Regions from separate parts of the Homo sapiens genome. Here all the other regions are linked to region 3. A link is a loop called in an ENCODE intact Hi-C map of the cell type or tissue named here. Cell type or tissue: IMR-90. All regions are shown on one strand.

Region 1 (8,000 bases), 170 kb before region 3:
ATTCCTGGGGTAACACTTAGGTTGGGAAAACCACAGGATACCATACTCATGAGGAATTTTAACTACCCAAACATCTGTTAGGTTAAAAAAAATTCAACAAAACATGCCTCATCAAAGAAGTTTCTAAGGAATGCAACTTTATGATCTAAAAAGAAGAAAACCAAATAGAGGGCAAAGTACACTTTAACATTATTTAAAATTAAAAATTGTCAATGTGTTACTAAATATCAGTTGTTTTCCTTAGTTTTTTCTAAACTGTGTAATACACTTATGTGATAAGTGTTATAGTAACAGAGGTAGAAATTATCCTTTTTATAAAGAAGCAATTATATAATGGTAAGAAGTGATTTTAGCCATAAGTAAATAGGAGTCTATAATTCAAGACATTTAGAAGTTCATTTGGTGGCAGTGCAGTATTAGGATGGGCTCCATCTTGCTGCCACTAGAGAAAATAAATATCATTTATTCTAGACATGATGGTTGCACTTCTGCAAAATTAGTTAGATGCTGTTGAAAATCTTCTAAATTAGTTACACAGGACTCCCTAATGGGTAATTCAAGACAACATTTCTGTCCTCTAGGCCCGAATATTGAAGTTATTGGTATAACCACTTAGGTTCCCATAGACATCTCAAACTCCATATTGCCACCTTCCCTTGCAAGTCTTTTCCTTTCTGTGTGTTCCGTGTCTCAGTTTACTGCACCACTATTCATCTAGTTGTTCAAACTAGTTATCTAGAAATCATTGTTAGTTCTTTTTACCTACTCTCATCCCCCACGAGGCAAAACCTGAGTCCTATTGTATTTACCTTCTAAATATCTCTTGTATTTGTTTATTTTTCTTTTCAAGTGTCTCTAAATCCAGACTTTTACATTTATCTCTTAGATAATTACAAAAGAGATCTAAATGGTCTTTCTGCTCTCATTTTCTACCATTCACCTGAACTCAGCATTTCAATACACCTGCCTGACCATGAATTTCCTCTGCTGAAAATCTTTGATCATTTTCTACATGCCTGCATGTTAAAACTATGCCCATTAGTAAGTTCTACAAGGTCACTTATGATTTGGTTTATATTTCTCACACATGCACTGTTCTTTCTCCTTTATGATCCAGAATCTTTGCTATTCTTTCTTATTGTCCTTTCTTTCCTCCTCTTCTGGTGACCAGCTTTGTTTTCGCTATGTTTTTAAGTATCTCTTTTGAGAAACCTTTCAGAAATCCTTATTTCCAGTCCCACCTCCCAAAATTTGTTTCTCAACAAGTGAGCATATTACATCATAGTTATTTCTCTCTCTTTCTTTAGTGGGGCTTTGAGTTCCTTAAAAGCATAAATAGCCAGCCGCGCATGTCTTATGTACCTTTCTGTCCCCTGTGCCTACTTTTAATCTAAGATTTGTTATGAATATGGAAGAAAGGCATTTGACTTTAATGTTAAAGTGTTACAGTGTCAAAATTCTCCATATTTTAAAATAGTTCATGCTGATATTTTTTAATTTTTTTGGTCTAATGCTTGTCTTTCAAATGCTTGCATTGTTATTGCCAAAATTAAAATTCTCTTGGCCAGTAGCTTTTCATGTTTGATATATTCAGCTTCTTTTATTTCACAAAACCAGTATATATTTATTATTATTATTATACTTTAAGTTTTAGGGTACATGTGCACAATGTGCAGGTTAGTTACATATGTATACATGTGCCATGCTGGTGTGCTGCACCCATTAACTCATCATTTAGCATTAGGTATATCTCCTAAAGCTATCCCTCCCCCCTCCCCCCATCCCACAACAGTCCCCAGAGTGTGATGTTCCCCTTCCTGTGTCCATGTGTTCGCATTGTTCAATTCCTACCTATGAGAGAGAATATGCGGTGTTTGAAAACCAGTATATTTTATATTGTTGATCATTTTGTGATTTTCCTTTTCATTAATTAACATAAGAAATATAAATTATTGCATATAGGAAATATTTGTATTGCATGTAAGAAATATGAATTATTGCATATAGAAAGGAAATAATTATTGCATTTAGAAATATTTCAAACAGTGAAGGAAAATAATAAATGTCCATTTCAGAATAGATTGGAGAAGCATTAAAAATATCTAAATGATTAACTGAGATAATTAGCTGGTAATAAGTATGTATAGTGAGACAGAGTTATAATAGATTGATGGTCCATGAAAGAACAAAGGGGAAGAACAATGTTTAAATTTAGAGTGCTAAGTGTGATTACAAAGAGGAGATATATGGGTGAAATCATAATTTAAAGGAAATGATAGAAAGCATATAACATTAAAGTATCTAATAAAGTATTCAACTATATATTTAATGTCAAAAGACCTTATGCTAGATTATGATGCAAATATTCTAGAATTTAAATAAAAATACTTGTTTTTGAAATCCTATTTACATAAGCAAGTAGAAAGTTGTAGCAAAATCACTAAAAATCAAACAAAGAAAAGTGTAAAGATTATCACTGTTTTTTTTTAAATCATCAATATTTTAGAAAGTCTGATTTTCATAAAGGAAAAAGGGGAGGAAATTTTCTCCCCATTAATAGCTTAGCTGTATTTTATCTTTTTAAACTTCAAATGAATTCTCCTATTTTCTCTGAGATCTCAGACTAAATTTCACATTGAATTGAATTAACTTTTACTCTTCTGAGAATCTTCTTTCTGTCCATTCAACAAGAAGTGTAAAGTAGGTGTAATACATTGTGAATTTTTGTCTTTAACCTCAGTTCTAAGTTCTAGCTCAGCATTAGGCCCTAGGTCAGCAAAATTTCAGCTCCTATTTCTTCTGCATTTACCAAGAAAGAATTCTGATTTAACTATGAAAATTCCAAACTATAGAAAAATCCTGGGATTACTATGTATGGTGTCTTGGTCACTTTTTGTTCATGCCTAGTAAATCAATTGAGATCCATAGGCTGCACAGTTAAGAATATTAGCAATGACTTACCTTACTGTGTGTTTGCTATGTGCTGGTACTATTCTAAGTACTTAAAACATTGATTCATTCATAAGTCTTTATTTCTAGCACAGAGTCTACACTCTTAGATCTTGACTAGGACTTGAGCAAAGCCTCAGGGTGGTAGAAAAGTACCAAGAGATGGAGAGGTACTAACTGATATGACATAGAGAAGCTATCCAACTGTCCAATCATCTCCCAAAACAAATTGAGTGAGAATTTTGACATGCACCTCAAAATTATACTTTTGAGGTTTCTGATACCCTTGATTTTCATTTTTCTTTAATGATATCCTAGATATTTTTTACCCCAATTATGCCTGCATACAAATGAACAGGAGAAGAAAATAGCAAGATTTATCCTGGCCCTAAGACTCCAGTATGACGATGGCCTTACCTGAATTATTCCAGTTTGTTCCAATGCAGAGCTTCATGGTAGCATGAAAATGGTGATATTTTATGCTCTAATGGAACACGCTGACCTGTTGTTCTAAAAACTTTGGGAATTGGAGGAAGTGAGTAGGGAGAACCCTCTTCATAGTTTATCCAGAATTAAAATAGAATGAAAGATAGGAGACCAGTCTGTGGAATATTTGATGGCTTGATACATGTTTCCATGTTGATTACCAGCTCCCAAACTTCCTTTACATCTACTTCCCTAGTCTTCACAGAAGGAGTAATTCAATCCCCTTTTCCAATCCACTCATTTCTAAGAGTTGTAATCATTGGTCATCTAATCTGAAGAGCAGTGTCACTATTTTTTCAAATGGCATGTCGACGTTATAGAGCAGTGATTCTTAAACTTGAACTACAGTCATTACAACCACCTGGAGGACTGTTAATTACTAAGCCCCACACTCACGGTTTTTGATTCAGTAAGTCTGGGGTAGTGCCTCAGAAACTGCTTTTCTATGGCTTCCCCAGTGATGTTGATGCTGCTGGCCTGGAGACACATTTTGAGGACCACTGTTGTAGAAAGTTGTTTTATAAACATGATGCTATTCTCAGAAAATATGTATTCTCTGATTCCAAAGTAATAGTAGTAATTAGAATATTTTCATTCTTACCTGGCATGTCCAGTATTGAAACTGAGAGGTTTTCTTTCTATTTTGTATTTTTTTTCTAGCTTAAGCCAGTCTGAAATTAGTCAGGAAATAACTCATTTAAGCATCAAATAAGATGATCATACAGTGAGGTCTAATACTATGAACATCCATGAATCATTCTTAGTATTCATGAATCTAATCTGACAAATTCTTAGGCTTACTGTATTTGTAACACTATTGTGCTATACCCTCTGCAGCACCACCTTGCGGTTAGGAAATCTAATTAGAAAACACACTTAACATCTCATAAAATGATAGGAAATATTTCCTACACTGACAGTGGTGATGCGTTTTGGTCAGCGAAATCACTGGGCTCTAGGAAAACATCCAAACTACAAAAGGATAGCCAGTTATCAAAGTGTTTTAACCAGTGGACAGGAATATGTCCTGAGATACTCTTGCTGTGTGGAAATAAGATGAATCCAATTGCAGAGCTTCTTCAGGGCCCTTGATGCCCTGAATTGCTTAAGACACAGGAATCCACCAGCGAGTTGGATTTCTTCTAGTCCTGAGAGACATCTAACAGTCAGTGCTAATTTGTCCAGGTGTGCTGAGTCAAAGTCGACTTGTAGTCCTTGAAGTTGTTAATATTTGTATAGCTGAGAAAGGACAGAGCCCTTCACTTAGTGATGACAGTCACTAGAAATCTGGTGGCCTAGTGCACCAAATTCTGAAACTAAAACACCCTGAGTGGTAGGCCCTTTTAATAAACTTTATACTGAACTTAAATTCAAATAATTGTGCAGACAATTTAAATTGAAGGTATATAGAGCTGAAGTTTTCTGTTTTGTAAGTTGATGTTAAACCATATATTCATTTATGTTTATTCTTTTAGGAAAGTGATCATAACGAGGTACACTAAAAACCATAGAGTATTTTCTAGAATATTTTCCACTATTAAGTTAGACTTACAGGGATCTGCAGATGGCAAAGTTACAAATAAGTCTTTGAATGTGCTTATTTTAAAAGTATAGTATCAGGCACAACAAAACTTGTTGATTCTTAAACAAAGTGGCATGGATGGGGGCATTCAAATTTTTATATGGACTAGGCAAAATGATGGTCTATCCAGACTCACCTTTGAGCTAACACACTCAGCATCAAGACACAGATGGATGGGAAAGATGACCCTGACCCACATAAGACCCACATTCCTGTGCAAGGATAGAAGCATGATAATCAGGAAATGATGGTTGTTAGTTACAGAAAATGCATTATGGTGAAAACCAGGGGGAAAGTGCTTATGAGAGGAAGTGATTGGATTATGGGGAATGAGAGAATAAGGATAGATCATTCCTACTGAGTAAATTGCTGTGATTTATAAGAGAAAGGGTATAGTGATATCTTGGCCCATTACTGACTAGATTCATTTCACAAACAATCCTAAATCAGAATGTGACAGTTTATGGGGAGACAAACAAAGCTCCCAAAGATGCTTATAAGTTACTAAGCTTTTAAACTGGCATATTTTCAACTCCTCATACTTTTGCCACCATCAGCTCCATTTATTTTTGTAGCTGACATTCATAAATGTAATTCTGTAGCCACCCTTATGTGACACTAGTAATAGTTTACTATATGCTGTGATAAAAGGGAAAATGCTGGATATATTTTATTATATGTTTTGGGATTTTGTTAAATTTCATAAGAAAGATACCTAAAATAATTTTATATGTATTTAAGTATATTATAATACTCTACAATACTAAAATAATTAAGTGCTGTTTTATAATAGATGGGCATTTTGGTGTTCTAAATATTTCTCTTAAATTACCTATGAATTAATCAAACAGTTACCTTTCATTGCTCCAGACAGGTGAAACACATATTGTTATATATTATATATTAATATATATTCAGTTATATAAGTTTACTTTTATTTTTCAGTTTGGATTTAGGAGCTCTAATCCTTCAAGAATACAAGTTGACAAAATACATTCTGAAGGAAATTTTTGGCAAAGGATTCAACACAGAAAACTTGTGTAACAAGACAGGCAATTTTATCAAGAACTTTACTGAAAATGCAAACATTGTTTACAGTGATTGTTTCTTTTAAAAAATGAAGAAAGAAGGGAAAACGATTTTTGGAAAAGTTCAAGAAATGGCATTAAAGCATAGCTCAGCAAGGGGCTAAATACCTTGCTTTTTTATAATGATTGATCAGTGCAAGGAAATTAAAATATTTAGTAGTATAGGTGATTATATGTGTTGTCATGAATGATCTTTGAATGTCATTTTTCTCTTACCTCTGCTTGGGGTCACACACTCCCTGATGAGAGATTTGATTGCTAGTATTAAAGGAATGATTGCAGGGTTGACATTTTATTGTGAAAGAAGAGAAGTTGAAAGCAAAGCGCTATATTTCTTTCTGAGCTGGCATACAGACACACTCACAAGCCAGAGTTTTCCTTGGGAAAACTTTGCACTTTGTCCTCAAATGAGACCCGAAGAAGCCATTATAGAGCAGAGATACAGAAATTTTTCCAGATACAAGCTACCGCAGAAAAATCTCACAACTTTCTTAGCCGCAGAAAATTCTCAATACATTTTTCATGATGTCTGGGCAACGATAATGTGCCACTCTACTTGCTTGCTAGAATGAGTTAGGTTGAAAAGTATAGTCCCAACAGCATCGAGTAGTATATGTTACAGAGGTACATGAATCAAATAGATGTTGGAGATGATCTTTCCTTTTTGACGTAATTAATTTTAGCCCATCTTTCTGGTATGAGTTAGATACCAAGGATCACAGTCTATCACAGCCCCTTCTACTTCATGGCGTTTGTCTTTTTGTTCACAATAGCCATCCTAACAAAAGAAGACATTAACGCTGGTCTTAACGGCCTTACATTTTCTGGCCCCCATTTCCTCTCGGATTCTCTCATTCCAACTCAACTGGGCTTCAGCTTCACTGTGGTCCTTGTTATTCTTAGGACATACCAGGCGAAATCCTGCCTCAGGGTCTTCACGCTGGCCATTCTCCTCCTGGACACTCTTTCTCCAAACAGCCAAACAGTATTCCCTTACCTCCTTCAAATATTTGTTTAAATGTTATCTGCTTAGTGAGGCATGAGCTGACCACTATATTTAAAATAGTAACGCCCTAAGCATCTTCATGCCCATGACCTTGTCTCATTTTTCACCATGGTACATAATACTTCCTAACATGGTATATAATTTACTTGTGTATTATATATTCATTTATTTATATTTTTCTAATATATATTATTTGTCTCTCTCCATTAAAATGGAAGTTCCATGGTCTTTGTCTCTTTGGTTCTCTTCTATATTTCCAGCACTTCCAAAGTGCCTGGCATGCCATAGGTGTTCAGTAAACTGTTGCTAAATGAAAAGGGTTAAACAGTAGAAGCTTTATGGATGGATCCAAAGCTACCTTGATCACCTGTATGAGCTTTTTGTCCTCTTAGTGCCTAGCACATAGTAAGCACTTAATAAATATTTATTCATTCAATGAATGCATAAATTTATTCTCAAGGCCAACTAAACATTTGGTTATAATAAAGACAAGGGGACTCTAAAATATTTTCCTGTTTTATACCACTTGAAATGTGTGGCCGATCAGAAAATTGTTTCTGTCCACACTGGTTCTTACAGAGCTGGAAGTCAAATTTTTCAAATAACATTAATAATAAGGGAGCCTTAATACATTTATACAGAGGTCATATCCCATCCCCTTTTATAGAGTCAGAGGCAGAAGAGAGGCCATTGAAACCCACAAAGCATCTTATATTTATATTTTTCAAGGCAATTAATTATGCTGATGGCAGGAGACCTCTTATAGCTCTCATCTGTTATGTATAATTACCTAAATGAATTAGGCTACAATTTGAGGCAGTTTTCCTAGGACCATAAAGCTAGCAGTAAAAAGAATGAAAATGTCTGTTTATGCAGGGTATGTGTATGA
Region 2 (8,000 bases), 570 kb before region 3:
GGCCAATATGGCCAAACCCCGTCTCTACTAAAAACACAAAAATTAGCCAGGCGCGGGGGTGGGCAGCTGTAATCCCAGCTACTCGGGAGGCTGAGACAGGAGAATCGCTTGAACCCAGGAGGCGGAGGTTGCAGTGAGCCAAGATCGTGCCACTGCACTCCAGCCTGGGTGACAGAGCAAGGCCTCAAAATAAATAAATAAAAAAAATAAAATTATTGAATACTGTCCAGATAATGTTTTGGAACAAGGCAGAGACGAGCTAAGTGAATTTTTATAAACCATATACTGTATTTCTTAATATATTCACATTTACTCAAAATAACCAAATATGATTACATTTTATAAAGTTTTATTCTGTTATTTGTCCTTTAAAATAAGAATGCAATATTTAAACAGTTGGCCTCTTACTGGGACAGAATATTGAGAATTTATTGACAACAGGTGGTGTTAAACTAGTGTTATACCAATTACATTGTAACAGAAAGAATGATGGCTGGGGATCAGCAAGCGTAAGGCAGTCCTGGGCTCAGCTTTGCTGCTCACTAGCTCTCTGACTTTGGACAAATCATCTCGCTCTCTTGTGAATGGCAAGAGAGGAACTAGAGACTGCTGTACCAGCTTTACATACTGTGGTGCATTAGATGAGATTTATATTTTATTGAAATATCACTTAGAATTCTAAGCGATATTTCATTCAATTTTGCTTTCAAGAAATCCATATTCACTTATAAGTTATTACATTAGCTATCCCTTAGAAGAATCGTATTTTCATCTCAAGAATATGTAGAACATTGTGAAAGAGGTATCAAGACTGATCCTAACCACTGTTGTTGTTTTCCTCCTCTTCTTTCCCTGACTTGTGTAACTTCCATGTTTGGATACATTGTTTTGTCACTCTTGAATACCTACAGGACATATGGCAAACTTTTTGATGAGATCAGTAGGACAAGTCAGACCTCAGAGCAAAACTTTCTGCTCAGCAGTTGTTTCTGTTCTCATACACTTTGCTGTGTGGTTGATTTTCTAACTCTGACAAAACCAGTGCAGTTCTAGGAGGGGCCCCGCCTGCTGGTCCGGTCATGGTCAACTACCCTGCCCTGACTGAGATGGCCATAGCCTAAGATCAGGCAGGGACCCCTCCTCCCCATGGAATTCTCTTCCAGCTTCTTATTCCTAGCCCCCTTTCTTTGCTCTCACCGTGTGATCTGACTTTCTCACAGAAGTTTGTGGGAAAATAGAGGCTATGTTTGCCCTCCATGTGGTTAAAAGTGAATTTCCATGCTGGAAACATTGCTTCACTAAAATAAGGTCCTAGATTTTACATAAAAAAAGGAATTTTCTCCAAGATGCTGTGAAGCATTACCCAACTGCCACTCTGGTCACTAAAAATAAAAATAGCATGCTCTCTTAACAGGCAAGTCTTTTTGGAGAAAAATGCTGTGTAATTCTAAGTGAAAAAGAACATGAGTATTTTTGTCCAATGTCTTCGTATATTTAGGGGAAATACCGTCAAATTAAAAAAATTCTGATAATTGATGAAAATGATTAAGACCTAGTAAGTGGTTGTTAGAAATCATTTTTTAAATCATAAAAATCCCAGAAGTAAGTACCGTGAGTATATAGTATGTACCCAAATATTTCATGAAAAAATAAAGGTTACTACTCAGATAATCTTTGGCTGAAACTAAGAGATGAGGGAAATATCCTCTTCATTCTTACATAGTATGGGCTCATTGAAAATACTAAAAAAAAAACCGAATCAGTTGAATTTGAGAAAATTGTGGAATTTTTTAGCAAGATTTGGAACATTGAACATCTAGATTAGGCTCCCTAAGTCCCTTCAATTGGACAATATAAAATGTCCTCTAGATGGAGCAGCAGGCTTTTTCTTTAAGACAAAGAATTCTTATTTTTGTGAAAGGAACTTCAGAACTTCATTTTAAACAGAACATAATTTAAAGAACCTTATTCTTAAGAATAAGGTAAGCAGGCCAGGTATAGTGGCTCACACCTGTAATCCCAGCACTTTGGGAGGCTGTGGTGGGCAGATCACAAGGTCAGGAGTTCGAGACCAGTCTGGCCAACATGGTGAAACCCCATCTGTACTAAAAATACAAAAGTTAGCTGGGCATGGTGGTGCATGCCTGTAGTCCCAGTTACTCGGGAGGCTGAGGCAAGAGAATCACTTGAACCTGGGAGTTGGAGGTTGCAGTGAGCCAAGATTGTGCCACTGCACTCCACCCTGGGTGTCAGAGTGAGACTTCATCTAAAAGTAATAATAATAATAATAATAATAAGGTTAGCATATATTATTGGGAATATCCATTCTTTGATGAAGGAAATGTTATATTTCAGACAATGTAACTTATCCTCATATATGCTGGAGTAAAATGCATTTGATTTAAAAGTTTTCCAAGTGAGATTCACTGAGTTTTGGAGGCTTGCGGTACATGTGCAAGAGCCAGGAAGCTATGGATGTTCTTTAAAGATGTGAGTATAACTGAGAGGGAGGAATGGTGAGGACTGAGAATGACAAGGGTTAAGGAAAGTCCTTTTGTTTAGACAGAAACATTTTCCAAAGATGGTTTCAGTGTCTGCCTAAATTGGATTTGTGAATGTGAAATATAGAAAGCTTGAAGTCATCTGACACATCCGCCTCATTTTACAAAAGAAGATGCCAAGACCCAGAGAAGTAGCTGTCATTCTGTTGTATCAGTGGAGTTAGTGATGGCACAGAACAAAATTGGATAAGCAGTGTAGTGGACCTTTGTTGTTTTAGCTGCCTCTGACTAACAACACTGATTTTCTTTTGGGAATTATACTCCTCCAAGTGTATGGAATCTTGGAAAGCTAATAAAGGAAGCCGAGGGGTCCCTAGATACTCCTGTATAGCCAAACGTTAGGCATGTGACCTAGTCAGGCACTCGAGGGACTTCAGATCTTCAGCAGAGTTTTTATAAGGAAATATGAAACAGTTGGAATTCATTTATTTTAGATGATAGCCTAATATTCATTTTACTAAGTATGATTCTTCAACCTTCCTGCTAGTTCTGTGGGATCTCCAATAACCCAATAATTCCCCTTTTTGCTTAATGCTTGGGCAGAGTTAGTTTCTTCCGATACTTGCAACCAAAGAACCTTGAGAAACTCCCTAGCCCATCAATGAAGCAAGACCTTCTAATTGCAAATTTAAATCACCCAACAGAATCACCATAAGTCACCAAGAGTAATATAAGACTTATTCATATAGGGAAAATAAACACACTCTAATCCCATAACCAAAAACATAATCAGAATATTATGCTCTAATTCTTTTGAGTCATGACAAATTTTCAATTATAGAAAGAAGAATCTGACAATACTGCTGTAATAAACATTTGTTGACTAAATGAGAAAAAGTTTTCCATTATATAACATTATACTAGAGAGCGCTCTAAAATATATTTAATGTAGCACTTACATTTATTTTTTCTGATTATAAAAGTAATACTGATTTATTTTGCCCAGATTTATCTTAAATATTAAAATTTAAAAAAATAAACTTTCGCTTGTTTTCCTATTAGAAATCAGAAAAGGGGCAAATAAATACCAAACTGGAAACATTGTACAAGCCACAAGCCATATGATATTTGAATCAGACTAAAATAACAGTGGAATAATGAGTTCTTTACAATTTTTTTCCCTTTCAAATTCCTTCTCAAAAAGCATTTGACTTAACCCTATTACTTAGAAAAAGTGTTGCAAAAGCCTCATTTTAAAAAAATGTAATTCCTTTTAATGTACCCAGCAAGTGGACCCTCCCTCCCTCTCTCCCTTTTTAATATCTCAGAATACAATTTTTAAAAGGGAGCTTGATGTTTATAAGTTTCTTTAGGCTATTATAACTAATCTTTGGAATGATTCAACATTATGTGATTTATAAACTGAAAAGTCTCATATGTCAACAATGAAATCTACTAGAAACAGGCCATTCTTATCTTAATAGCATTTTAAGACAGAATTTGCAGTTTGGCTCAGCTTAGCAAGGCAGGGAAAAGAATGGTTAACAGCCTGAGAGCATGCACACTGACGTTCAGTAGTGAGCCAGCAGAGGGCTTTTCTGTACTTGCAAAAAGCAACTTGTTAATGGCAGATTCCTAGCTCAATTGAAGAATGATTACTTTATGGAATATAAGGTCATGCTAAAGGGAAATCAATTTCCTATACACAAGGTAAATAAAAATAAAATAGGCTGGTTAGTAGAATGAAGGCAGACAAGGAGTTAAAATAGGCTGGTTAGTAGAATGAAGCTTATATGATTTAATTCAGCCTAATATTTGACTTATTAATGAGCCATCTTTTTGAAGATCACAATGTGTATTACTCAGATAGAAGTCCAGGTAAAAACTTATCAGTCTGTGGGGCCCACTCAAGTTAGATTTTGATATAGACAATGCCCTATCATGGCTCTTTAAGGGTCACAGTGGTGTGCTGGAGCCAGCTCCTGGTGGCTCCTGAATGCCCATTATTAAATTTGGAGGAATTTTGTGAGCCGGTTGAAATCACATTAGTAGCTTAAAATTGGCCATAGTGGGAGTATTTATACCATGGACATCTGCAAACACTACAAAGTAGGGTCCTCCCCTTTCCCCAGTGGAGGTTGTTAAACGGTTACCAGAATATCACTGAACATAACAAAAAAGGGGATTTTCTTGAGAACTGTGTCATCTAAAATCATGAATACATTCTCATGCCTGTTCATGCCTGTCTTGTCCAGCCCAGCTGGTATGCAAAAAATCATCCTTGAAGGTTTGATTTCATCTTTCAAATATTGGGAGTTCAATCTGGCTCTTTCTCTACTAATAAGTGAGTGGGGTCTGGAGGTGGATTCTGGAGCCACTAGTGTTTGCTGTGCAGGTGGATGAGATGGGGAGCATCTTGGTGTGTCTGTGAGCCTTGGTGTATCCATGAACATTGAGCTACAGTCCCCCTCCTTTTCTCCATTGCTTAATTTGTACCCTCTGTTTAAAATGCAGTCAATGCAATTTTTCCCAGGGACAGTTATCCTATCTACAGCCTTTCAACTATGCACCTTACATGACATCTATCATTGTTGATGTGATAATATTGTTATTTATAAATGTAGACGGGGTCTCAGATTTATTAACGCTACACTAAGATGTACAATGAACAATTAGGTTTTTATTTTTATTTTTCTGTAGTTGACCTTATGACTGTCATTCACTGCTCTGTTTGGATGACTTAGGTAAATGTCTTTCAGAATTCCAGTCCTTTGCCTGCTGGCCCCTAGGTGTGGGAAGTGGAGGGGGTTTCACTTGTTCTTGTCTGTCTTAGGGAGACTGGTTCTTCCACCTGGACATCGTTCCCCGGAGGCATGTTGGTCTCTGCTGCAGGTGTCTGCTCTGGGCTTCTCCTTAGGCTGAGGACCTTTGCTATACAAATGGTCTTCTCCCTAGGGCTCTGCTGATATCTGCAGCTGCTGATGAAAGCCACTGTAACCCCTGCTTTGTTCCAGTTATTTTCTCTGATGATTTAGGGCTCTATATCAGCTCTTACTGGCTTTGTGAGAAGTCTAACTGGATTTCCTCCTCTAGGCCAGGGCCTTCCAAATTTAACCTGAGACTGGTTAAGGCCATGAGGGGAAGGGGGTGGTCGGACATGCCTCATTATGCCCTCCTCCATTTTATAATTCAGGAAAAGCCAACCAGTACTTAACATCAATACACACCTTAAGTCTGATAAGAAACATTTACAATCTATTTTCTCTGAAGCCTGCTACCTGGAGGCTTCATTGGCATGATACAACTTTGGTGTCCACAACCTCTTATGTAATCTGGGCATTCCTTTCTATTGATAATAACTCTTTCAGCCAATTGCCAATCAGAAAAATTTTAAATCTACCTATAACTTGGTAGCCCGCCATTTCAAGTTGTCCCACCTTTCTGGACTGCACCAATGTATATCTTAAATGTATTTGATTGATGGCTCATGTCTCCCTAAAATGTATAAAACCAAGCTTTGTCTCAACCACCTTGTGTACCTGTTCTCAGGGTCTCCTGAGGGCTGTGTCATGGCCATGGTCACTCATATTTGGCCCAGCCTCCCAAGTGGCTGGGACTACAGGCACCTGCCACCATGCCCGGCTAATTTTTGCATTTTAGTAGAGACAGGGTTTCACCATGTTGGCCAGGCTGGTCTTGAACTCCCGACCTCAAGTCTCCCAAAGTGCTGAGATTACAGGTATGAGCCACCGTGCCTGGCCAGAATAAATCTTTTTAAATAATTTATAGAGTTCGGCTATTTTTGTCAACACCACTGAAATCTGTCTATGAATCCCTGACCATGCTATTCAGCCTGCAGACTTCTGCTACCGAGGTGATTCTTAATTCAGAGGCCCTCTTACAGCTCTGAAGCAGAGGCAGGAAAGCCGATTCCACAAAAGGCACTCTAATGGCAGAAACAAAGTATGGATAAGCAAAGAGATGAGTCGAGTTCAGCTCTCCAAGGCAGCCCGCAGAGGCGTGTGGTGGCATCTTTCTCCTTCCCACAGTCCCTCTGGATGTGAGCGATGGGGTTGAACTCCATTCTCCTCTTTCCTCACTGGGGACTCTATCGTATGAAACCCTAAGATCTAGTCCCTCAATCTTTCCTCTTAATATGTACAAGGGGGACATAAGTAGTATAAAAATTTCTTTCTTTGGCTTTCAAACTTTCTATTTTTTTTTTACAGGTAAAATACTTCATTTTGTATGTTTGAAGCTGATTATTATATATTCCTTTCTTCCTCTTTGTTTTCTGGCCAAAATCATCTAAATCCCCAAGGAAGATTTGTGGGAGCAGGCCACAAGAAATTGCAAAAGAGAAGGACATATTGATATACTTAAAATATTCTCCCCGTTACATATGCTTAACTTCTCTCACCCCCTGGAGTAGAAGCTTTTTCAGAGAAGTCTCTTCTGCTGTTCAAGAATGGTTCTCTTTTGAGTATCCTCTTTTATCTGTGTCTTCAATATCTCCCTATTTGTGGTAAGCTTCCTATCAGTTTAAAAATAATTACCTGGCTGGGTGCGGTGGCTCATGCCTGTAATCCCAGCATTTGGGGGGCCGAGGCAGGCGGATCATGAGGTCAGGAGATTGAGACCATCCTGGCCAACATGGTGAAACCCCATCTCTAATAAAATACAAAAATTAGCTGGGCATGGTGGCACGTGCCTGTAATCCCAGCTACCTGGGAGGCTGAGGCAGGAGAATGGCTTGAACCCAGGAATTGGAGGCTGCAGTGAGCCGAGATCATGCTACTGCATTCCAGCTTGGCGACAGAGCAAGACTCCATCTCCAAATAATAATAATAATAATAATAACAACCTGTATCCTTCTAAATAAATAAACAAAACAACTCTCCATGGACTTCACATCTATCCAAACCTGAATCTTCTCTGATGTTTCCTATCTCAGTAAATGACATCACCATCAACTTAATTAGTTGTGCCAGAAAACATTATCCTTTACATCTTCTTTCACCTCATGCCCCATGCCTGATTAACTAGCAAATTCTATTACTCTGTTTCTGAAATCTGTTTTGAATTAGTTTCTTTTCTCAATTCCATACCTTCCATCCTAGACCAAATAGCTATCATCTCTTGTGAACTACAGTGGTTTCCTGTGGCTGTTTTCCTCCATTTAGCCTTGTTCTCCTTGAATACTGAGTGATCTTGAAATTAAAATATACATAACCTGTAATATGCGTGTGCATATTTATGTGCAATATATTTGTATATGTGTACATATATGCATGCACACAATCCTGTTTATATTACTCCTTTGCTTCAAACTTGCCTTTAGCTTCTGTTATTGGGATGAAGTTCAAAATCTTACAATGGCCCAAAGCACTTGAATGACCTCACTTTGCTATACCCACATCCCAGCCTTGTGCAATTCTCTCCCTAGCTTACTTTGCTCCAGTCACAGTAGGTCTTCTATTTCCTCAAACCTACCATGCT
Region 3 (8,000 bases):
AGAGGATTGTAATTATTGCTGTTACATCTTTGTGTCTCCTACCCAATTATAACCACTTACTGGGCAAAGACAGTGTCTTTTTTATTTTTTCCCACTCGCAACTCACACACTGCTTATATCTCACTCAGTATATGTTTACTGGTCTTTTAAATTATCAGTTTTAACTTCTTCTGAGGCAATTTTTTAATAGGCTGGATCCAAACCAGTTTTCCTGAGAACTAATACAAATGTGAACTTATATTTGATGAACTAGATTGTTAGACCTTGTAGGGCAAGAAAAAAAAAAACCCTTTTCTTTCCTACACATCTTAGGCTCATTGAATGGAGTCTTGTAAATTAGACCGACGAAAGACAGATTGTCAAGAGAAAAACACACTAATTTATTTACTATAAGTTTCACATGACACAGGAGCCTTCCTAAGGAAATAAAGACCTCAAGAGACTGTTAATCTTGAATGGTTTTATGCTAGGTGTGATGAAGAGTGGAGAGTCTTGGGAAAATTTGATAGTACAAAAAGATATCATAGGAGAAAGGGCTAAGTGTAGTAAAGTGGGGGACATTTAGCAAAGTCTGTTCTTTCAGATTCCTCCTGGTAACTCTCCATCTTCAGAGATCAGGATGCTCCTTTCCTCCAGGTACAGGGAGTGCACCTCTCACATGAGAGTCTCATGACCTGCTTAAGGGGAAGAAGCTCAGAGAGTCCTTCCTGCACCTGCTGTTTCTCAAATTCCTTCTGTTTGAAATCGTCAATATGCCAAGGCAGCATACTCTGGGGTAGTGCTTTCTGAATCCTTTTAACCCTGAAGCATGGGAAAACTACTGACTTACCTCGAAGCGACATTCAAAGAATTTGCCATTTTCTTGTCTACCTATTTATTGTTTCATATTATTCTTATTGTTATTGTTCTGGCCCAGTTATACTCAACGGGTGATATGAGGGTTGTGTTTCACCATCTACTCCTGGTATTTGAAGAGTAACTTCTAGACAAGAAATTGTGATAGAACCGAGGCTTGCATTTTGTCAATCTTATATTAAAGGGGAAAACAAGTAAGAACAGTGCTCAATAAATCATCTTCAATGTTTCTCAGATCCGCTCTACACATTACTCTTTCCTCCTTCCCACCCATTCAATTATTCAGCAAATATTTATTGAGTTTTTTAGGAAGTGGGGGCACACCGATGAATAAAACAGATTAAAATCTCTGCCTTTGTAAAGTTTTTAATTCAGAAGAGGGAAACAATGAAAAATAAGCAGCACAGAAGAGAGAAAGAGAAGGGCTAGTGCAGGGGGCAGATACAGACACAGATATGCATGTTGGAAGCTAATAAATACTGACGAACAAAGGAAAATATTAAATAAAGTAGATAGAGTAGGCCATACTGTGAAAACAAGATCCCAACGAAGTGTTGAAGGATCTGCAGGAATTAGCCCAGCAGTTGTCTCGAAGAAAGTATCCTAAGCAGAGAGAAGGCTAGCTCAAATGTCCTAAGGTAGACATACCCAATGTTCCTGAGAAACAGCTCAGGGGCCAATGTGGTTGGAGGGGAGTGAGCTAAGCGGGGCTAGTAGGACATGTGGCAGAGGAGTAAGAGAGAGATAGATCACAAAAAGCCTTGAAGGCTCTTAAAAGAATCTGTTTTTACTCTAAAGGGTCATTACAGGGTTCTAAGCAGAGGAGTGACACAGTCTGACTTATGCTTTTATTAAAGGAGTTGCTTTAAAGACAGCAACTCCTTTTGGAGACCAACTGCTGTGTTGAGGATAGATTGGGGCAGGGCAGGGGCCAGGTGGGGGCTGGGGGACCTGGAATCGGGAAGACCAGCAGGAAGTTATCATGGTGATTCAGGTGGGAGATGATGGCCAGGACTGAAATGACAGCAATGGAAGCAGTGCAAAGGGCGCAGCTACTGTTTATACCTTGAAGGTTGAGTCAACAGAATTTCCTAACAGACTGGATGTGAGTGTGAGAGAACGCGTGAAGTAGGGGAATCACTCCACTAAGTATTGCTTAAACAAGGGGCAGGGTGGAGCAGCCACAAATTAAGATGCGGGTACTCCCTGAATGTGGGGGCAGGGTGGTCAGGAGTTCAGTTTTGAGTGTACTGGGTTTGACATGTGTATTCATCATCTGAGATTGTACCTTCATACTTCTTAGTTGAGAAGGAGCTTAGAGACCACAGTAAATATGGTATCTGTCTGCCTAATCAATATTCTTTCTTTACAAATTAAGAAGTTCATTTGTAAAAACAATTCAATGAATTGCACAAGGCTACGCAGCATAACAATTGTCATGCACAGTTGTTCTTTTAAAGTACTGTCTGGGCAATAAATCATAGCCAAGTTCAGAATCCTCTGGCCTGTTTAAGTGAAAACCTTCCAGGGCTAATAATTCCAGTCACTAAAGAAGGGGCTTTAAAAAAAAAAAACTCCCTTGTGCCAGTGCACGGTGTCTCACAACTGTAATCCCAGCACTTTGGGAGGCCAAGGTGGGCTGATCACTTGAGGTCAGGAGTTCGAGACCATCCTGGACAACATGGTGAAACCCTGTCTCTACTAAAAATACAAAAAATTGCCAGGTATGGTAGCTCATGCCTGTAATCCCAGCTACTGGGGAGGCTGAGGCAGGAGAATCGCTGGAAGCCAGGAGGTGAAGGTTGCAGTGAGCCAAGATAGTACCACTCTACTCCAGCCTAGGCGACAGAGTGAGACTCTGTTTCAAAAATAATAATTATTATAATTATTTTAAAAAATGAAAAAATTACAAACCTCCCTTGTAAAGAAGACATACAACTAACATTCATTAAGAGATTATATCATTCCGGACACACTCTCTCACTTAAGGGTCACAACAGCCCTATGAGTTAGGTTCCATAACTATTTTCCCCATTTTACAAAAGAGGTAAAGAAATTATAGAGACGTTAAGTGATTTGTTAATTAAGTAGTAAAGCTGAGATTTAAACCCCGCATTCTGAGCCTAAAGTTCTGCACTAGACCTTTACCCTTTCACTGTAGTATTCAAGCTCTATAAAAATGCAGTCAGTGCTTGGAAGGGCAACTTTGAAAGCTGGTCATTATGTCACAATTGTGTTTGTGACAACAGGTGTTAAGAGGAAGAGAGGAGCAAGCATATATATATGGCACTCCAGGAAGATGAAGGTGGGATTATAGAAGTAAGAGTTAAAAACTGGGGAATGGAGGTTACTAACACCCAGATTTCAAAGATGAATTTTCTAACTTAAATTTACTGAAGACTCTATCCTCTGGGGAAGGCGTGTTTAAATAAAACCAAGGAAGGTTTTTTATAACATGAAGTGATTCCTTTAAATGAAATTGAGTATATAACATGCTGGTATTGTTCATTAAGAATAATTTGCTTAAAATTGCCTACAATCAAGAATTTTATGCAACCATTGTATTGATTTTATAATTGACAGACTGGTGTTTACTTTAAAATGTGCCAATGAGTAAACTGAGTCTTTATTGACATTTATACACACTAAATTAAACTGAAAACCAACTTCTTTTTTTCAGCTTGCTTTGCTGTGACTAAAGAGAACTTGTAAGGAAGCCTGTGTCCATAGATTGTCATGGTAGCTCGCAACCTTTACTTTCTTTACGTGTGTCAAGTAATTCCAGGGAGTAGACGGTAAATTGGCACATCTTTCCATTAAGTAGGACTTGTTTGCCTTCAAAGAGGGGAGACATTGCCTCCTCCAAGTGATAGAGGGATGAGAAAACCTTTAAATATAGTCAGATGGAAAATGGTTGAAATGTTTTGTTTTAACATATGCCTTCTGGTATTTTTTATTTTCAAAATAAAAAATGCGTTTTTCATTTCATTTATGGTAATTAACACACTTCATTTGTTTTCCTTTTGTGGTTTTTGACTTTTTCATTTGATTGAAGAGCCTTTCTTTCAAGGCATTTGTCTGCTCCCTGGTGGTCAGATAAAAATTTGCAACTTCAAGTGTTCAAACGGTTTTTTTTTTCCCCAACCTTAAAAAAAAAAAATCCTTCAAATTGGCATTCAGAAGTGTGTTACCTCACATTTTATCAGCAGATGGATCCCGCATTAAGTTATTGTTTCCTTAATCCAACTGAGGTTCCAAATGTTCCTTTTATTATAACGTATACAGGGAAATTTCAATATGCTTACTTTCTAGTGTATGCAGCTGTAGTCTGGGAGGTCTGATGTTAGGGAAAAAGAAGGAGGAAAGCAAGATTAAAAATCATTCCTGGAAATGCAAGAGAAAATGTGCTGGAGTGGTAAGACCAAAGTTTTCTTCTTCCTTTTTTTTTTTTCTGCTCTTCACACACACACAGACACCCCACAAGGAAAAAGATAGGTTTGCCTAGAAAACTACTGCTTCAGTTTCTCCTCTCTACTTTTCCTCTCCTGCAAGTTAAGTAAATCTCCAAGCCCATGAAAAATGTATGGACGCCTGGTCTGGTGTGTATATCCCAGTACTTTGTGAGGCCTACGCAGGAGGATTGCCTGAGTCTAGGAGTTCAAGACAAGCCTGGGCAACATAGTGAGACCCTGTTTCTAAAAAAAAAAAAAAAAAAAAAAATTTAAAAATTAGCCAGGTGTAGTGGCCCGTGCCTGTATACCCAGTTACTGGAGAGGCTGTAATTGTGTGGTGAAGAAAGTGTTAATTAATTTGATTGTGGTAATTATTATACAATGTATGTGTATCTCAAATTATCATGTTGTATACATTAATATAATTTTCATTTGTCAATTATACCTTAATAAAGCTGAGGAGGAAAAATTTTAATGTAATCCTGTCAAGACCATTTTCCACTATGACTGGCTTTCCTTCATACTTTCCCTTAGAATGGCCTTGGGCATTACGACTTTGAAACAAGGGGAAGTTGTGTTGAAGATATTCCATTTTAATTGTAATTTAGAAAAACAGTTTGGAAAATTTCAATAAAACGATAGAGAAATTATAGATTCTTGATGTAGATACATGTGAAGGATATTCTTTTGCCATTTTAAAATGTATTTACTATATAACCAAAAGAATTCAAATTAATGAAATATGAAAAGAAAAACCACAAGAATAAATAATACAATCAATAGAAATTACTCTGATATCAAGAAGTAAATTATAACAACCACAATGAAATCACATCATATCCAAAAGAATAACTCATTAAAAGGAAAAGATAAGTTTGAATGGGAGTAATGAGTAAGTGCTTGGATTGACAATGAAATCAAAAGGAAGAGTTCCATACAGACAAAGTGGAAATAATGTAAATATCTTGCCGATTTAACAAGAAATACTGGCTGAAGAAAATGTAAAAACTCATAATACATCCCAACTACAGTGAGAACATCAATAGCAAAGTGTTTAAAAAATATTATCAATTCCAAGATAATTCATGGAATTCTCTTAAATTGATAATATTGTGCAAAAATTGCCCTCAGAACCTATGACTCATATGAACAGAACTTAATATGCTAGGCATGGTGGCTCACACCTGTAATCCCAGCACTTTGGGATGCCAAGGCAGGCAGGTCCTTTGAGCCCAGGAGTTTGAGACCAGCCTGGACAACATGGTGAAACCCTGTTTGTACAAAAAATACAAAAATTAGCGGGGCATTGTGGTGCATGCCTGTAGTCCCAGCTACTTGGGATGAGGGCCTGAGGTAGGAGCATCGCTTGAGCTTGGGAGATCAAGGCTGCACTGAGCTGTTATCGTGTCACTGCACTCCAGCCTGGACAACAGAGTGGGACTCTGTCTCAAAAACAAACAAACAAAAACTTGACAGAGAGTTTCCCAAATTATCCGCAATCCTAAAAATTTAATTTGACATCCCAAACAATAAGTAACGAAATTATAATAAATTATTCTAAACTACCAAATTAAAAAAATTTTTTTGATCAATCTAGAGGAAAGACTGAATTATCTTTCTATTCTCTCCATGGAAAATATTATAAAATCAATGTCATATCAAGAGGCAATTCAGAGTATACAGCAAAAATACATATGTTAGAAAAAAGTATTATGGTGTTTTTAAGGTTGTTAATAAGTGCAATTGTGCAGTATTTCTGGATTTTTGTATTTGTCAACTTCTGAAAATTTTGAATTTCTTGTGATTTCTTTTCTCATTCTAAATAAATACATTTGCATCTTCGTAAATTTTCTTAAAAACCTTATTTTCTGCCTCTCTCCAGATAAGCTTCGTGCCCCCCAAAACAAAAGTTTATTCCTATACACACCTCCACTGTAACTCTTAGCAATTGTGGGTCCCTTCTCAATACTTACAAAGTGTGGTCACAGACATACACATTCATGCACACACACTGCCAATTGTGATTCAATCTCATCTAAGAATAAAGGCTGTGTAATGGCTTTGCATTTGATTAACTAAAAGGCCACCCTCTTAACATTCCATCTCCAGAATGAATTATGTCTGTATCTCTAATGTAGCAGACCTGCTTACACCTTTTAAACTTGCTACTCTTCAAGTCTTTACCACAACCATGCTGGAAAGGAAAATAAAAAAAACAAAATCTAAACAACCTAATAGCCTCAGTTTCATCTAAGACCCCTCTCCTCAGTTTTCATTCAATTTACAGTGCTTCCTGGGCTGCTCTGAAATGGGATGTTAGTATTTCTCAAGATGCAATTATTTCTTGTTAAAATAATAACAATCATCATCATCATCATCATCATCTAGGTGCTGTTAGTACCAGGGACACTGGACAAGAAAGATAAGCAAGCCACTGCTGTCTGATTCCTACATAGCAGGTTTGTATTTTGTGACAAAGGTAGCATGTATTATTTTCTGTGCCCAGAAATTTCTAATAGGAATATGTATTATAATGACATCTTTCATACTGTGATGTTGAAACCATCTCCACAAAGTTCACAAGAATTGCATGTTGAGTTCTGGACAGAAATATAGTTATAATTAAGCATTAATCAGGCTGCACTCTGGCCCACTTCCTTGTTGTTAAAACTCATGTAGCACTAGATACTGGCCATTTGCATGCTCATTGTTCCATAGATAGAATTTCTGACATTAGGGTCATAGGCTGTTTAAGAATCGATTTGCATGCCCACTGCTCCCATAGGGAGGATGTCTGACATGAGTGTCATAGACTATTTAAGAAATAATTTGCATCCCCGTTGTTCCTACAGACAGGATCTCTGTCATTAGAATCATAAGGCTTTTGTTTAAGGCTTTTGTTAAATTTTGTAAAATTTCTCATTTCTTGTGATTTCTATTCTCATTCTAAATAAATACATTTATATCTTTGCAATTTTTCTTTAAGACCTTACTTCTGCTTCACTCAAGATTGTTTTTCAGACCCCTAATTCCAGCAGCCAGTTTGAAGACCCCCACAGAAGAGTGAGATCAGCAGAATACACCTCATTCATCTCCCTATTCCATGACTTCACTGTGCACTCTGGGACCAATCAACAATCTCCACACTTCAGTTCACTCCAAAACCCTTAAAAATTTTATCCTCAAATTCTTCAGGGAGATGGATTTGAGGCTTCTTCCCATCTCCTTGTTCAGTGACCCTACAATTGAATCTCTTTCTCTGCGCCAGCTCAGCATCTTGGTGTATTGACTTGCTGTATGCATCAGGCAATAAGCCTATTACAGCTACGGTAGTCTATCCAATATGAAACAAGAAATGAAATTCTGTTAATGCCATGTTGAGTATTATCCTGGCTCTAAAAGTATATTTGAAATGAGAATTGTAAATCCAAAAGCTTGTTTAAGTACAATAGGCAAATTTTACTGGAACATATAAATATGATGGGCCTCTATTTATTGGCCTATCCAGTTTCTTCAAAAGGCTGGAAAAAGTAAACCTTTCCCTTACAGTTTTGTATGCTTCTCTAGGTTCTAAATTAGGTATTTATCTAAATAGTATAGAATTCGTGTTTGTAATTCAGGAGGTAAAAAAGAGTATTAAAGGGACTTGATTTAGTTTTAGACCCAGGAAACACTGCAAGCACTTTGATGTGC

Evidence for each region. A loop is a pair of places that touch in the nucleus more often than their neighbours do. Peaks named below come from ENCODE experiments on the same cell type or tissue, not always from the same donor. Only the 100,000 strongest peaks of a DNase experiment are listed, where the experiment ranks them.
Region 1: it touches region 3 in a loop (9-fold over the local background); 4 of 110 quality-filtered maps call a loop at or near these places.
Region 2: a loop joins it to region 3, with 10 times the contacts of the local background. A loop is called at or near these places in 11 of 110 quality-filtered maps.

Annotation. Positions count from the first base shown.
Region 1 is chr12:80,593,943-80,601,942 of GRCh38, forward strand. All of the region lies in intron 26 of PTPRQ (protein tyrosine phosphatase receptor type Q), which reads left to right. All of the region lies in intron 1 of LOC105369867 (a long non-coding RNA gene), which reads right to left. Among named protein-coding and RNA genes, the nearest start is that of MYF6, 110 kb to the right of the region's middle. RefSeq lists a silencer at 4,048-4,342. In IMR-90, a CTCF peak has its summit at 4,275 (motif pointing left); DNase peaks (open chromatin) are centred at 9 and 4,249; H3K27ac peaks cover 921 bases.
Region 2 is chr12:80,191,247-80,199,246 of GRCh38, forward strand. All of the region lies in intron 1 of OTOGL (otogelin like), which reads left to right. Among named protein-coding and RNA genes, the nearest start is that of OTOGL, 96 kb to the left of the region's middle. In IMR-90, CTCF peaks have their summits at 1,859 (motif pointing right) and 4,086 (motif pointing right); a DNase peak (open chromatin) is centred at 4,055.
Region 3 is chr12:80,760,055-80,768,054 of GRCh38, forward strand. LINC01490 (long intergenic non-protein coding RNA 1490) reads left to right here and starts at 3,100. Exons shown (of 3, transcript NR_120470.1): 1 at 3,100-3,174; 2 at 6,696-6,766. In IMR-90, a CTCF peak has its summit at 3,948 (motif pointing left); a DNase peak (open chromatin) is centred at 3,947.